2 separate regions of the Homo sapiens genome follow, and region 2 is linked to region 1. A link is a contact called in ENCODE Hi-C or POLR2A ChIA-PET data. All regions are on one chromosome and are shown on one strand. The core of a region is the stretch at or near the end of the contact, and the rest is flanking DNA. Distances in the headings are between cores, read along the strand shown. Region 1 holds the start of ZNF468 (zinc finger protein 468). Region 2 holds the start of ZNF845 (zinc finger protein 845).

Evidence for each region. A loop is a pair of places that touch in the nucleus more often than their neighbours do. ChIA-PET counts read pairs that join two places held with the same protein, here RNA polymerase II (POLR2A). Pooled maps may share reads with other maps.
Region 2: a pooled map shows a loop between it and region 1 (18-fold over the local background). The contact joins the promoter of ZNF845 here to the promoter of ZNF468 in region 1. A Hi-C loop is called at or near these places in 1 of 37 single-sample maps with no recorded cell type and 8 of 50 pooled maps. POLR2A ChIA-PET finds 5 or more read pairs at or near these places in 2 of 52 experiments (T-cell and activated T-cell).

The regions. Positions count from the first base shown.
Region 1 is chr19:52,856,050-52,862,234 of GRCh38, reverse strand. ZNF468 (zinc finger protein 468) reads left to right here and starts at 4,616. Exons shown (of 4, transcript NM_001008801.2): 1 at 4,616-4,663. It also overlaps a transcript of ZNF320 not described here. RefSeq lists an enhancer at 4,938-5,017.
Region 2 is chr19:53,332,499-53,339,205 of GRCh38, reverse strand. ZNF845 (zinc finger protein 845) reads right to left here and starts at 5,457. Exons shown (of 4, transcript NM_138374.3): 1 at 5,414-5,457. RefSeq lists enhancers at 4,969-5,058, 5,329-5,378, 5,477-6,341 and a silencer at 5,449-5,668.

The DNA of each region.
Region 1 (6,185 bases), core at 3,367-5,866:
GGGCAATCACCACTTACTCACCATCCATCAGGCAATCCATGGTGTAGGGAAAGTTTACTAATGCAATGATTGTCACAATGCCTTTGGTAATGCTAGAACTGTTGCAAATCATTGGAGAATCCGTAATGAAGAGAGATCTTACAAGTGTTAATAAATGTGGCAAAGTTTTCAGACATCGTTCATAACTTGCAGTTCATCAGCGAACTCATACTGGAGAGAAACCTTACAAATGTCATGATTGAGGCAAGGTCTTCAGTCAAGCTTCATCCTAGGCAAAACATAGGAGAATTCATACAGGAGAGAAACCTCACAGGTGTGATAATTATGGCAAAGTCTTTACTTCACGTTCACAAGTCATTAGGCATCAGAGAATCCCTACTGGACAGAAATCTTACAAATGTCATAAGTGTGACAAGGTTTCAGTCTGAGGTCACTCCTTGCAGAACATCAGAAAATTCATTTTTGAGATAATTGATGCACAGGCAATGAGTATAGCAAACCATCAAGCATTAATTGTCATTAGAGTCAATTCAGCATTGACTTGAGTTTGAGTTGATTTAACATTGAGTTCAAGCATTAATTGATGTTAAAGTGTTTATGTTAAGAGGATTGGGCCAGGCACGGTGGCTCATGCCTGTAATCCCAGCACTTTGGGAGGCCAAGGCAGTTAGATCCCTTGAGGTCAGGAGTTTGAGATCAGCCTGGCCAACAGACGTGTGCCACTTTTCCCAGCCAGTTTTTTGTTTCTTTAACACAATCTGATAGGGATTTTTATGGGTACCGTGTTGAATCTAAATCACATTAGGTTATATAATCATTTAGCAATATTAATTTTTCCAATCCATCAATATGGGTTCTATCTCTATTTATATATGTTTTTAATCATTTTGATCAGTGTTTGTGGATTTCAAGGTACAAACGTCTCACCTCTTTACATTTATTCCTTAGTATTTCTTACTTAAATTTCTCTAGCAAATGGAACGGTTTTCTTAATTTTCTTTTAAAATTGTTTATTGTTAATGTATGGAAATTCAACTAATTTTTGCTGCTGATATTGTATTCTGCAAATCCACTGAATGTGTTTATTAGTTCCAGTAGTATTTTGGTTGACTCTTTGGATTTTTTCCACAGAAGATCATGTCATCTACAAACAAATACAATTTTATTTCTTTCTTTCTGATTTGGATGAGTTTTCGTTTTTGTTTTGTTTGTTTGTTTGTTTGTTTGTTTTTGACGGAATCTCACTCTGTCGCCCAGACTAAAGTGCAGTGACATGGTGTCAGTGCATTACAAAAGAGTGGTGTCTCCATAATTGTGCTTAGAACGCTGTGGTGCATGAGTGGAAAAACTGTTAAACAGGATCCTAGGAGAGCTAGAATGACAAAGTTTTAGTCTACTAAAACTAGCAAGACGTAGTCCTTACTGCTCACGCATGAGTCATGATCTTAAGATGTTTACAGTTAAGGAAAGCAGCTTAATAGTACCTGCAAGAACAAACTCCTACAGAAAAACAATGTCCAGATGACTCAATATCCCATGACAATCTATGCTTCTAAAATAATTACAGTCATGCTTTCAAGTACTTGCACACTAAAATACCAAGAATAGCTTTTTTTTCTTTTTCTTTTTTTTTTTTTGATGCCGTTTCACTCTTGTCATCCAGGCTGGAGTGCAATGGCACAATCTTGGCTCACTGCAACCCCCGCCTCCCAAGTTCAAGCGATTCTACTTCCTCAGCATCCTGAGGAGCTAGGATTACAGACATGTGCCCCCAGGCCTGGCTAATTGTTGCATTTTCAGTAAAGACTGGCTTTCACCATGTTGTCCAGACTGGTCTGGAACTCCTTACCTCAGGTGATCCCCCTGGTACAGCCTTTCAAATTGCTAGTATTGCAGGAGTGAGCCACCGGGACCGCCTAAGGATAGCTTTAAATCAACAAAATAATAAGTTTTGTTAGACTGTCAGCAGACCGGCAGGTAGACATATCTTAGTTTTTACCTAGGCGCCTATGTAAGAAAAACAGGCCAGGTGCAGTGGCTCACGCCTGTAATCCCAGCACTTTGGGAGGCCGAGGCGGGAGCATCACAAGGTCAGGAGATCGAGACCATCCTGGCTAACACGGTGAAACCCCGTCTCTACTAAAAATTCCAAAAATTAGCCGGGCGTGGTGGCGGGCGCCTGTAGTCCCAGCTACTCTGGAGGCTGAGGCAGGAGAATGGCGTGAACCCGGGAGGCGGAGCTTGCAGTGAGCGGATATTGCGCCACTGCATTCCAGCCTGGGTGACAGAGCGATACACCGTCTCAAAAAAAAAAAAAAAAGAAAGAAAAACTTAAAGAGGAGGCATTTCCTTTGTTTATGAGGACACCCTACTTTGTAACTGGTAGCGTGTAGTGCAATAAAATTTAGTTTCCTAATATCAATTTAAAAAAAAACAGTTTACCTGTAAGTAGGAAGACTACCCAGCCCCAGAGATAAGACCTTTTGGCATCATTGTCCCTTCTTACGGAGTGATAAAGTAACCTTCCTTGAAGTGTATCAATCCATCACCAGTCAAGCTGCCGCAGCCTATGCACTGGTCTTGAATGGAAAATGTGTTGATTCTGCTAAAGCTTCTCTGTCTTTCCCTGTGTGTGAAACCTTAACATCTCTACATGGGAACACGGGCCCCCTTCATTTGGAGTTGATGTTTCCAGATGGCTATCCTCAAACTTTGTGTTCCAATAAACTCTATAATTAATCGTGTATTCTGAATTTTATTATTTACTGCTGACGTCAGTTTCCGTCAGATTGTAGGAGCCTCACTAGAGAGGGCACCTGTCGCCATGTCGTAAAACTCACACTTGTCAAAAAGACGTGGGTTAATGTATTTCCCCTCCTTCTGCATGAAGCTAGTTAGCTGACACAGATGGTCACCTCCATTACCAAGTAGAGCCAGGATGAACTATGTGCGACCAAAGACTTGTCAAGTCCTCTTCCCTGAGGACTGATTAGTGTTTATCTTGAAAACATGTACTTAATGGGTTGTATAGAGCAGTGAAGTTTCTCTCTTTTCAACCTCTCAGCTCTTTGCCTGTATTTCCCAACACATTCTGGTCTAAGGCTTATTTACTAATAAAATGGTTTTTATTTCTTCCTGTTTTGTCATGAAGATGATTTCTCATTTTGGGGAAGATTTTTTAGTTTTCAATTGTATTTTTTCAACATTTAAAAAGCGAAGTAAAGAGTATTTCTTGGGCCAGGCACAGTGGCTCACGCCTGTAATCCCAGAACTTCGGGAGGCCGAGGCAGGCGGATCACTTGAAGTCAGGAGTTCGAGACCAGCCTGTCCAACATGATGAAACCCCGTCTGTACCCAAAATACAAAAATTAGCCGGGCATGGTGGGTGTGCCTGTAATGCCAGCTACTCCGGAGGCTGAGGCAGAAGAATCGCTTCAACCCAGGAGGCAGAGGCTGCAGTGAGCCGAGATGTCACCATTGTACTCCAGCCTGGGCGACAGAGAAATACTCAGTCTCAAAAAAAAAAAAAAAAAGAAGAAGAAGAAGAAAAAGAAAAAATGTAAATAAAAAGGAGAAAGTAACAGATCTCTTTTACAAATGTGCTGGGACAACTAACTGGATATCCATATGGAGAAGAGTAATGTTGTATTCCTATCTCACACAAGCAAATTTAGTTTGTTTATTTATTTTTAGAGAGGGAGTCTGGCTCTGTCGCCCAGGCTGGAGTGCAGTGGCTCGGTCTCGGCCCACTGCAAGCTCCACCTCCCATGTTCACCGCATTCTCCTGCCTCAGCCTCCTGAGTAGCTGGGACTACAGGCGCCCGCCACCACGCCCGGCTAATTTTTGTATTTTTAGTGGAGACGGGGTTTCATCGTGTAAGCCAGGATGGTCGCGATCTCCTGACCTCGTGATCCGCCCGCCTCAGCCTCCCAAAGTGCTGGGATTACAGGCGTGAGTCACCGTGCCCGGCCTAATAAAAATTTTATTTTAAAAATTTAAAAAAGAGAGAGACTGCGGGAGGGAATGTTACATTGTCGCGCAGGCTGTCCTGGACCCCCAGGCTGAGCGATCCTCCCGCCGCTGCTTCCTGAGTAGCTGGGACCTCAGGCTCCCACGCCCGCATCCCTGCTGTGTTTAAGCAGCAGGTGGTGACCTCACTCCTCCCTGGCCTGAGCACTCCGTCTGGCATCCCAGGCTGTGGCCCTAGGGATGTCTCTGAAGCTGAGCACTGGGTGGACTCTCCCTCCTGAGTGAATGGAGAATAGAAAGGGAGAAGATTTCTATACTGTCCTGTGGGCCATCAGCATGAAATCCTACGTTCCGCCCAGAAAGGGCTTTGCATTTTACATTCTAGTTTGCATCCTCCTTCCAGACTATTCCAGGGCTTTTGAATTATCCGTCTGCCTTCCTGGGGGCTCTCGCCGCCAAAACCCGGAGAACGGGTTGGGAGGAGGCTGAGAGATGCACAGGTCCCGCTCCGGCCCCGCCCTCTGCGGGTTCTAAAGGGCAAGGTCTCGCCGCTTCGCGCCCCGCCCACACCTCACCCGGGCCCCGCTCGCCTCCTCGTTGGCTCCACCCAGGCCTGGTTTCTGTCCTGCGCGCGCAGATTCGCGCAGACCAGGAAGTGGATCCCGTGGAATGACGGTCACGCCGCGGCGGGCGGTGAGTTTTGCTCTGTGTGGTGTTAAGTCTGAGCTTCCCAGGTCCCCGGCACTTCTGTACATGGGATGTGGGGTCCCCATAGACCTGGAAGTTCTCGCCTTTCTTCCTTCACTCAGAGCAAATGGAGATGTTCTACTGGGAGTCCGGAAGCCCCTTCTTTTTAGGTTTAAAGTCGCCCTGAGGCTGGTCCCGTCCCGGGTCTTTCTGCCATAGGGCAATGTATACGTTTCCTATCGCGTAGTTTTCCTGCTCAAAACCGTTTTTTGACTCCTTCCGCACGGCTCTTTTTAAAGTCCTCACCCTAGAGGTGTATTCCCACCCTGTGCGCCTCCCAGCCTTACTCTCCTGGGTTCCTGGAGCACAGCGCGGCGACCCCAGTCCCGGGAAGGCTGCGTTCTGTGGTCCTGGGATCCTGCGGATCCCACCCTTGTCCGAAGGCGTCGTCGCTCCCCACCTCCCTCCTCCTCTTGCTGGGCCCTGCTGCTCCCCAGATCTCCCCTCCGCAGTCACCGCGTCCCCTGAGCCCTCGTTGGAGAGGTGCCTGGGGCTTGTCCTGTGACGCGGGGTGTTCTTGCCCGCCCAGCTCCAGCACTTGGAAAATGCGCTTCTCCGAGATGCAGGCGTCTTACTCCAAACCCTCTTGTGATCGTGTGGGCCAAAGGGATCAGGAGACAGAGAGAGGGACTGAGAGAGCAGTAGAAAACCTGAGACAGAGAAAAGAAGAATGAGAAAGACCCATAACAGATGGCAAAGTAGAGGATGGGTGAGGGATTTGCCAAGAGACAGCAAAAGTGATAAAAGATAAGAAAGCAGGAGGAGAAAAGCAACTGGAGAAATGTAGAGAAAAGCTAGATGTACAGAGAGATGAAGGACAGCAAGGTAGGGAGAGGGGCAGAAATGTGGAGGCTCATCAGAGTGAGGGAGAGGAGGAGGGATGTGGAGCCGGGTCAGACAGAGCAGAGTGGTGCTGGTGGCAAGGAGAACAGAGGGAGAAGCACAGCGGGGAGGACACCTGGGGATCTGGGGTGCCAGATTGGGTCCAGGGGGTTATAACAGAGAAGAGAGAATTTAACAGGGAGAGCAGAGGAGGCGCATAGATGGGAGAAGAGGCAGAAATCTATGGAGATTGAGGACGATCTAAAGATTGGGGAGAAGGACCAACAGGAGGTTAAATAAGTTGCAAGGATGGAGCCCAGCTAATTTTTGTATTTCTAGTAGAGATAGGGTTTCACCATGTTGGCCAGGTTGGTCTCAAACTCCTGACCTCAGGTAATCCACCCACCTCCACCTCCCAAAGTGCTGGAATTACAGGTGTGAACCACCTCAGCTGTCCACCCATGTATTTCTTGATTGAAATAATTTGCTTATGTCTTGGTTCTACAGCTGACCCTGTTTCCCTGTTTTCAAGGTCAAGAGCTGTGTGTTTACACTGCTGCATTTTATAAATGTTAGTGTGATTTTCTTGTAAGGAAGAATTCAATGTTGGGAGTCAATTTCATCAGAACCTTTCAAAAGAATTTTC
Region 2 (6,707 bases), core at 4,208-6,707, 480 kb before region 1:
CAGGGCTATAACCCTCAAACTCCCTTCCCAGGAACCAGTGGCCCCTCTTTGTGGAAAAAATATTTGTGCTCCACATTTACATTATAGCACATTTATTTATTTATTTAGAGATGGAGTCTTGCTCTGTCACCATGCTGTAGTGCAATGGCGCGATCTCGGCTCACTGCAACCTCTGCCTCCCAGGTTCGAGCCATTCTCCTGCTTCAGTTTCCCGAGTAGCTGGGATTACAGATGTGCACCACCATGCCTGGCTCATTTTTTTTTCTTTCTTTCTTTCTTTTTTTTTTTTAGTAGAGATGGGATTTCACTATGTTGGCCAGGCTGGTCTCGAACTCCTGACTTCATCATCTGCCTGCCTTAGCCTCCCAAAGCTGTAGGACTACAGGCGTGAGCCACCACACACGGCCACACATTTACATTATAGCATCTTGACCTTCGACTCCCCAGCTGCCTTGTGACTGTGTGTGTGGGAGTGTGTGTGTGCGTGTGTGTGTGTGTGTGTGTGTGTGTGCTCACGTGTTGTGACAGGCAAGGAAAAGCCAGTAGAGCGTCATCACCACTGGCCTGGCAGGAGGAGGTGGCCCTCGGGCTGCAGTTCACGGTGCTGTTTGCACTCTTGATTCTTGGAAGAATCTTTCCTAAAGTCACGGAGCCTCCAGCTGCTCCGGAACAGAACTAGTTGTGTAGGAGTGTGTCCTTCATGCCCCTCAGGTCCCTGACCTTCTCCCCACCCTTCCTGAAGGGAATCCAGGACCCTTGACGCTGAGCGCATCACCTACTGGTGGCAAAGCCCCTGCCCATAATGGCCAAACTGGGTCCTGGTGATGTACAGAGCACGGAGACCCGGGAGCTGGAGTGAGGCAGTGACACAGATGACAAAAATGGAGATGCCTCGGCACTGCCTGAGGACACAGGGTCTGGTCTGTAGGGCTTTCTGACCTTAGTGAGGCCTTCTCCTTTTATTTTGACTGAAATAAATAGCCACAGGAAGTTCAGATCAATTAGAATTGAAATTTCCAGAAGAAATGTGGGACCATCCTTGCACTTGCCCCAGGCCCTGAGTCTTCCCTGAAGACGCCTCAGCATCTGAACCACAACCCCAGAGTAGGTGCTGCAGTTGTCCTGTGGCCAAGATGGGAACTGTGCATCCTCCAAAGAAGGGAGACACAAAACACTCAAAATAATCCATGCAGAAAGGCATCTCTGGGCGGGCACTGTGGCTCTTGCCTGTAATCCCAGCACACGGGTAGGCCTAGGCAGACGGATCACCTGAGGTCATGAGTTTGAGATAAGCCTGGCCAACAAGGTGAAACCCTGTCTCTACTAAAAATACAAAAATTGGGGCGGGCGCGGTGGCTCATACCTGTACCCTAGCACTCTGGGAGGCCAAGGCAGGTGGATTACTTAAGGTCTGGAGTTCGAGACCAGCCTGACCAAGATGGTGAAACTCCATCTCTACTAAAAATACAAAAAGTAGCTGGGCTTGGTGCGACTCTGTAATCCCAGCTACTCAGGAGGCTGAGGCAGGAGAATCACTTTAACCCGGGAGGAGGAGGTTGCAGTGAACCATGATTACGCCACTGCACTCCAGCCTGGGAGACAGATTGAAACTCAAAAGTAAAATTAAATTAAATTAAATTAAAATTAAAATACAAAAATTAGCTGGCTGTGGTGGCACACACATTTAATTTCAGCTGCTTGCAAGGGTGAGGCAGAAGAATTGCTTGAACCTAGAAGACAGAGGTTGCAGGGAGAGAAGGTCACCAGACTACACTCACAGCCTGGACGGTAGAGTGAGACTCTGTCTAAAAAAAAGAAAATAAAATAAAAAGAGTGTTTCTGATGTGACTGATGCAGAGATAATAAAATCTGAGTAACGTGATAGAGACTGACGGGCAGAGGGAACTTCAGATGGGGGTGGGAGGGCATGGGAGACATCTCTGAGCCTAGACCTGAAGGAGAAGAAAGGCACAGGGCCGTGATCATTTAGGAACACAGGGTAAGAGCAGGGACAGCAACCTGAGACAGGAAGGGTTTTAGTGTTTGGGAAAAGAGAAAAGCAAATATGACTGGGGCAGAGACAGTCATGCGATGAGGGCAAGCTCCCAGGAGGAGGCTGGACACTGGCAGGGGCCCTGGACACAGGGCTATGGAGCCACAGTGAGGAGTTGGGCTTTCAACATTTGTCCACATGGACCAGAGGTGCCTTGAGGGAAACATGCACTTAATAGCTCACAGCTCAAGATTTTAACAAATGACAACAAAACTGAAAAACAGGCTAACTCGTTAAACTACATTTTGATGTTAAAGGTTTCCAATAAATAATAAAGACTAGAAAGCATGCAGACCTCGATCTGAACTGGACGCAACTAATTTCAAACAGAAACTATTTGGAAATTGTTTTTTAAAAAATCGAACAAATTCAGATGTCAATGGGAAAATAACTGAACAATGTGAGCTGGTTATAGGATGCTGCAAATGCATCTTTCAGAAGTGATTATGTATTAAAAAAGAAATATTTAAAACTAAGATTTATCTCAAAGTAAAACTGCAAAAAAAAAAAAAAAAAAAAGAAAGAAAGAAAGGAAGGAAGAGGAACCAGAAAGAAAAAAAAGAAAATATGTTACACAACGAGAACAAAAGCACTTTTGATGTGCCTTTTGCTTTCATTTTTTGGTGGTGGTGTTTGTTTTTTTGAGATGAAGCCTCGCTCTGCCCCCCAGGCTGCAGTGCAGTGGTACCATTTCGGTTCACTGCAACCTCTACCTCCCAAGTTCATGTGATTCTCATGCCTCAGGCTCCCGAGCAGCTGGAACTACAGATGCATGCCACCATGCCCAGCTTACTTTTTTAGTATTTTTACTAGACACAGGGTTTCACCATGTTGGCCAGAATGATCTCAAACTACTGACCTTAGGTGATTGGCTCCCAAAGTGCTGGGATTACAGGCATGAGCCACCACGCCCAGCTTTGATGTTCCTTTTTTTTTTTTTTTTGAGATGGAGTCTCGCTCTCGCCCAGGATGGAATGCAGTGGCGCAATCTTGGCTCACTGCAACCTCCGCCTCCTGGGTTCAAGTGATTCTCCTGCCTCAGCCTCCTAAGTAGCTGGAATTAGAGGTGCATGCCACCATGCCCAACTAATTTTTGAATTTTTAGGAGCAATGGGATTTCACCATGTTGGTCACGCTGGTCTTGAATTCCTGACCTTGTGATCCTTGTGATCCACCTGCCTCCGCCTCCCAAAGTGCTGGGATTACAGGCATGAGCCACTACGCCCTGATGTCCCTTTTAAAAAGTACTATGGGCCAGGCGTGGTGGCTCATGCCTGTAATCCCAGCATTTGGGGGGCCAAGGCGGGTGGATCATCTGAGGTTGGGAGTTTGAGACCAGCCTGACCAACATGGAGAAACCCCGTCTCTACTAAAAACACAAAATTAGCTGGATGCAGTGGCTCATGCCTGTAATCCCAGCTACTTGGGAGGCTGAGGCAGTAGAATCAGTCTGAACCTGGGAAGCGGAAATTGCAGCGAGCCGAGATTGTGCCATTGCACTCCATCCTGGACAAGAGTGAGATTCCATCTCAAAAAAACAAAAACAAAAACAAAAACAAAAAACAAAAAACGACTATGTAGGCCAGGCACGGTGGCTCCTCTCTGTAATTCCACCTGTAATCCCAGTAATTTGGGAGGCCAAGGCAGGACGATCCTTTGAGGCCAGAATTGAGACCAGCCTGGGAAACAGTGAAACCCCATTTCTACAAAAAAAAAATACAAAACCTAGCCGGACTTGGTGGCTCACGCCTGTGGTCCCAGCTACTCAGGAGGCTGAGGTAAGAGGATCGCTTGAGCCTAGGAGGTCGAGGCTGCAGTTAGAGGAGATCACACCACTGCACCCCAGCCTGGGCGACAGAGCCAGACCCTGTCTCAAACTATAAATTAATTAATTAAATTAAAATTATTACATAATAACAGAAAGTGATTTTTTTCTCCCACTTCACTGCCCCATTTCCTACCTCACCATGGGAAGAGGGAAGAGAGGCTCTCACAATTGAATTAAGTCACTACCCTCTGGCTGAATAGGGATTCCAAGTGGAAGCTGACCTCTAATGCCAAGATTTACAGAATGTATGTGTCTTATAGATAGGAATTTTAAAATTCTCAATATCATCTGTATAATTTAAACAAGTTCTAAGTTATTAGATTATATAAACAGAAGTCAACATATCACAACTAATCATATCCAATGAACTCACCCACTCATCTGAACCCAAAGTCCCCCACCCCTTTTAATCTTTTGAGACAGGCTCTGCTCTGTTGACCAGGCTGGAGTGCAGTGGCATGATCTCTGCTCACTGCAGCCTGGACCTCCTGGGCTCAAGTGATCCTCCTGCCTCAGCCTCCAGAGCAGCTGGGATTACAGGTGTGCACCATCACGCCCAGTTAAATTTTTTTTTTTTTTGACAGAGATGGGGGGGGGGGTCTCACTATTTTGCCCAGGCCGGTCTTGAACTCCTGGACTCAAGCAATCCCTCTGCCCCAGTCTCCTAAAGTGCTAGGATTACAGGCGTGAGCCACTGCGCCCAGCCCCCCTTTCTTCATTACTGTGCTTCCCTCCCTAATTCTGTACATATCTCTCATTCTCCCCTTCTCTCTCTAGCTCTTGTTTTCTTTTTCCCTGGGATCTGCTCCTCCTGCTGTTTTTTGTTTTGTTTTGTTTTTTTCATTTTTGCTCTCTCTTGGCAAATCCCTCACTCATCCTCTACTTTGCCATCTGTTATGGTCTTTCTCATTCTTCTTTTCTCTGTCTCAGGTTTTCTACTGCTCTCTCTCTCAGTCTCCTGATCCCTTTGGCCAACACAATCACAGGAGGGCTTTGGAGTAAGACGCCTGCATCCCGGAGGAGCGCATTTTCCAGGGGCTGGTGCAGGGCAGGCAAGAACACCCGGTGTCATAGGACAGCCCCGGGCACCTCCCCAACGCGGGCTCAGGGTAAGCGGTGACTGCGGTGGGGAGACCTGGGGAGCATAAGGGCCTGGAACGAGGAGGGAGGTGGGGGGCGACGGCGCCTTAAGACAAGACTGGGAGGCGCCAAGGGCGGGAATCCGCCTCGCGGTAAGGACTTTAAAAAGTGCGGGTCGGGAGGAGTCAGAAAAAGGTTTTGAGCAGGGAAACTACGCGATGGGAAGTGTATACATTGCCCTATAGCAGAAAGATTCGGGAAGGGACCATCCTCAGGGCGACTTTAAACCCAAAAGGAAGCGACCCCTGGACTCTGACGAGGACGTCTAAATTTGCTCTAGGTGAAGGAACACGGGTGAGAATTTCCAGGTCTATGGGGACCCCACGTCCCAGGTACAGAAGCGCCGGGGACTTGGGAAGCGCAGACTTAACACAACACAGAGCAAAACTCACCGCTGCGGTGGGACCATCACTCCATGCGATCCGCTTCCGGGTTTGCGCGAATCTGCGCGCGCAGGACAGAAGCCAGGCCTGGGCGGGACCCGCGGGGAGGTAGGCGGGGCCTGAGCGAGGTAGGGGCGGGGCGCGAAGCGGAGAGACCTTCCCCTTTAGAATTGGCAGAAGGCGGGGCCGGGGTGGGACCCGTGCGTCTCTCAACCTCGCTCCCAGCGCCTCTTGTTTTCGAGCTTTGGAGGCGAGACCGGACAGGAAGGCTGAGGCATGATTCAAAAGCCCTGGAATTGTCTGAAACGGGGATGCAAACTAGAATGTGAAATGCAAAGCCCTGCCTGGGTGGAACATACGATTTCATGCTGACGGCCCACAGAACAGAATAGAAATCCTCTCCCTTTCTATTCTCCATTCACTGGGAAAGGAGAGTCCACCCTGTCCTCAGCTTCAGAGATTTCCCTAGGGCCTCCCCCTGGGATGCGGGACGGAGTGCTCAGGCCAGGGAGGAGTGAGGTCACCACCTACTGCTTAAACACAGCAGAGATGCGGGCGCGGGGCGAAAGCCTGAGGTCCCAGCTACTCAGGAAGCAGTGGCAGGAGGATCGCTGAGCCGGGGGGGGGGTCCAAGTTAGCCTGGGCGACAAAGTAACACCTCCTCCGGCAGCGCTCCCTTCCTCGTCTCTCTCTCTCTCCTTTTTTAAAATTTCTTTAAATAAAATTTTTGATTTTGTGAGTTAGGGATCCAACATTATTCATTTTCACGTGGATATCCAGTTAGTTGTCCCAGCACATTTGTGGAAGAGATCTATTACTTTCATTTTTATATTTAGATTTTTCTTTTCTTTTCTTTTCTTTTTTGAGACAGAGTATTTCTCTGTCACCCAGGCTGGAGTGCAGTGGCGAGATCTCGGCTCACTGCAACCTTCACCTCCCGGGTTAAAGTAGTTCTCTTGCCTCAGCCTGCCAACTAGCTGGGATTACAGACGCGCGCCACCAAGCCTGGCTAATAGTTTTGTATTTTTAGTAGAGACTGGGTTTCACAACGTTGGCCAGGCTGGATTCGAACTCCTGACGTCAAGTGATCCACCTGCTTCGGACTCCCAAAGTGTTGGGATTACAGGCGTTAGCCACCGCGTCTGGCCAGGAAAACTCTTAGAAGTTGCGCCTGCATACCACTGGACTCAGCTTGCATGACCACATTCCTTTCAAGGCTCAGAATTATTTAAAGATCCATACATTTACATTGGAATTATTTGATGTTTGAAATATTTAATTTCCTACCGAGATACGGGTACTG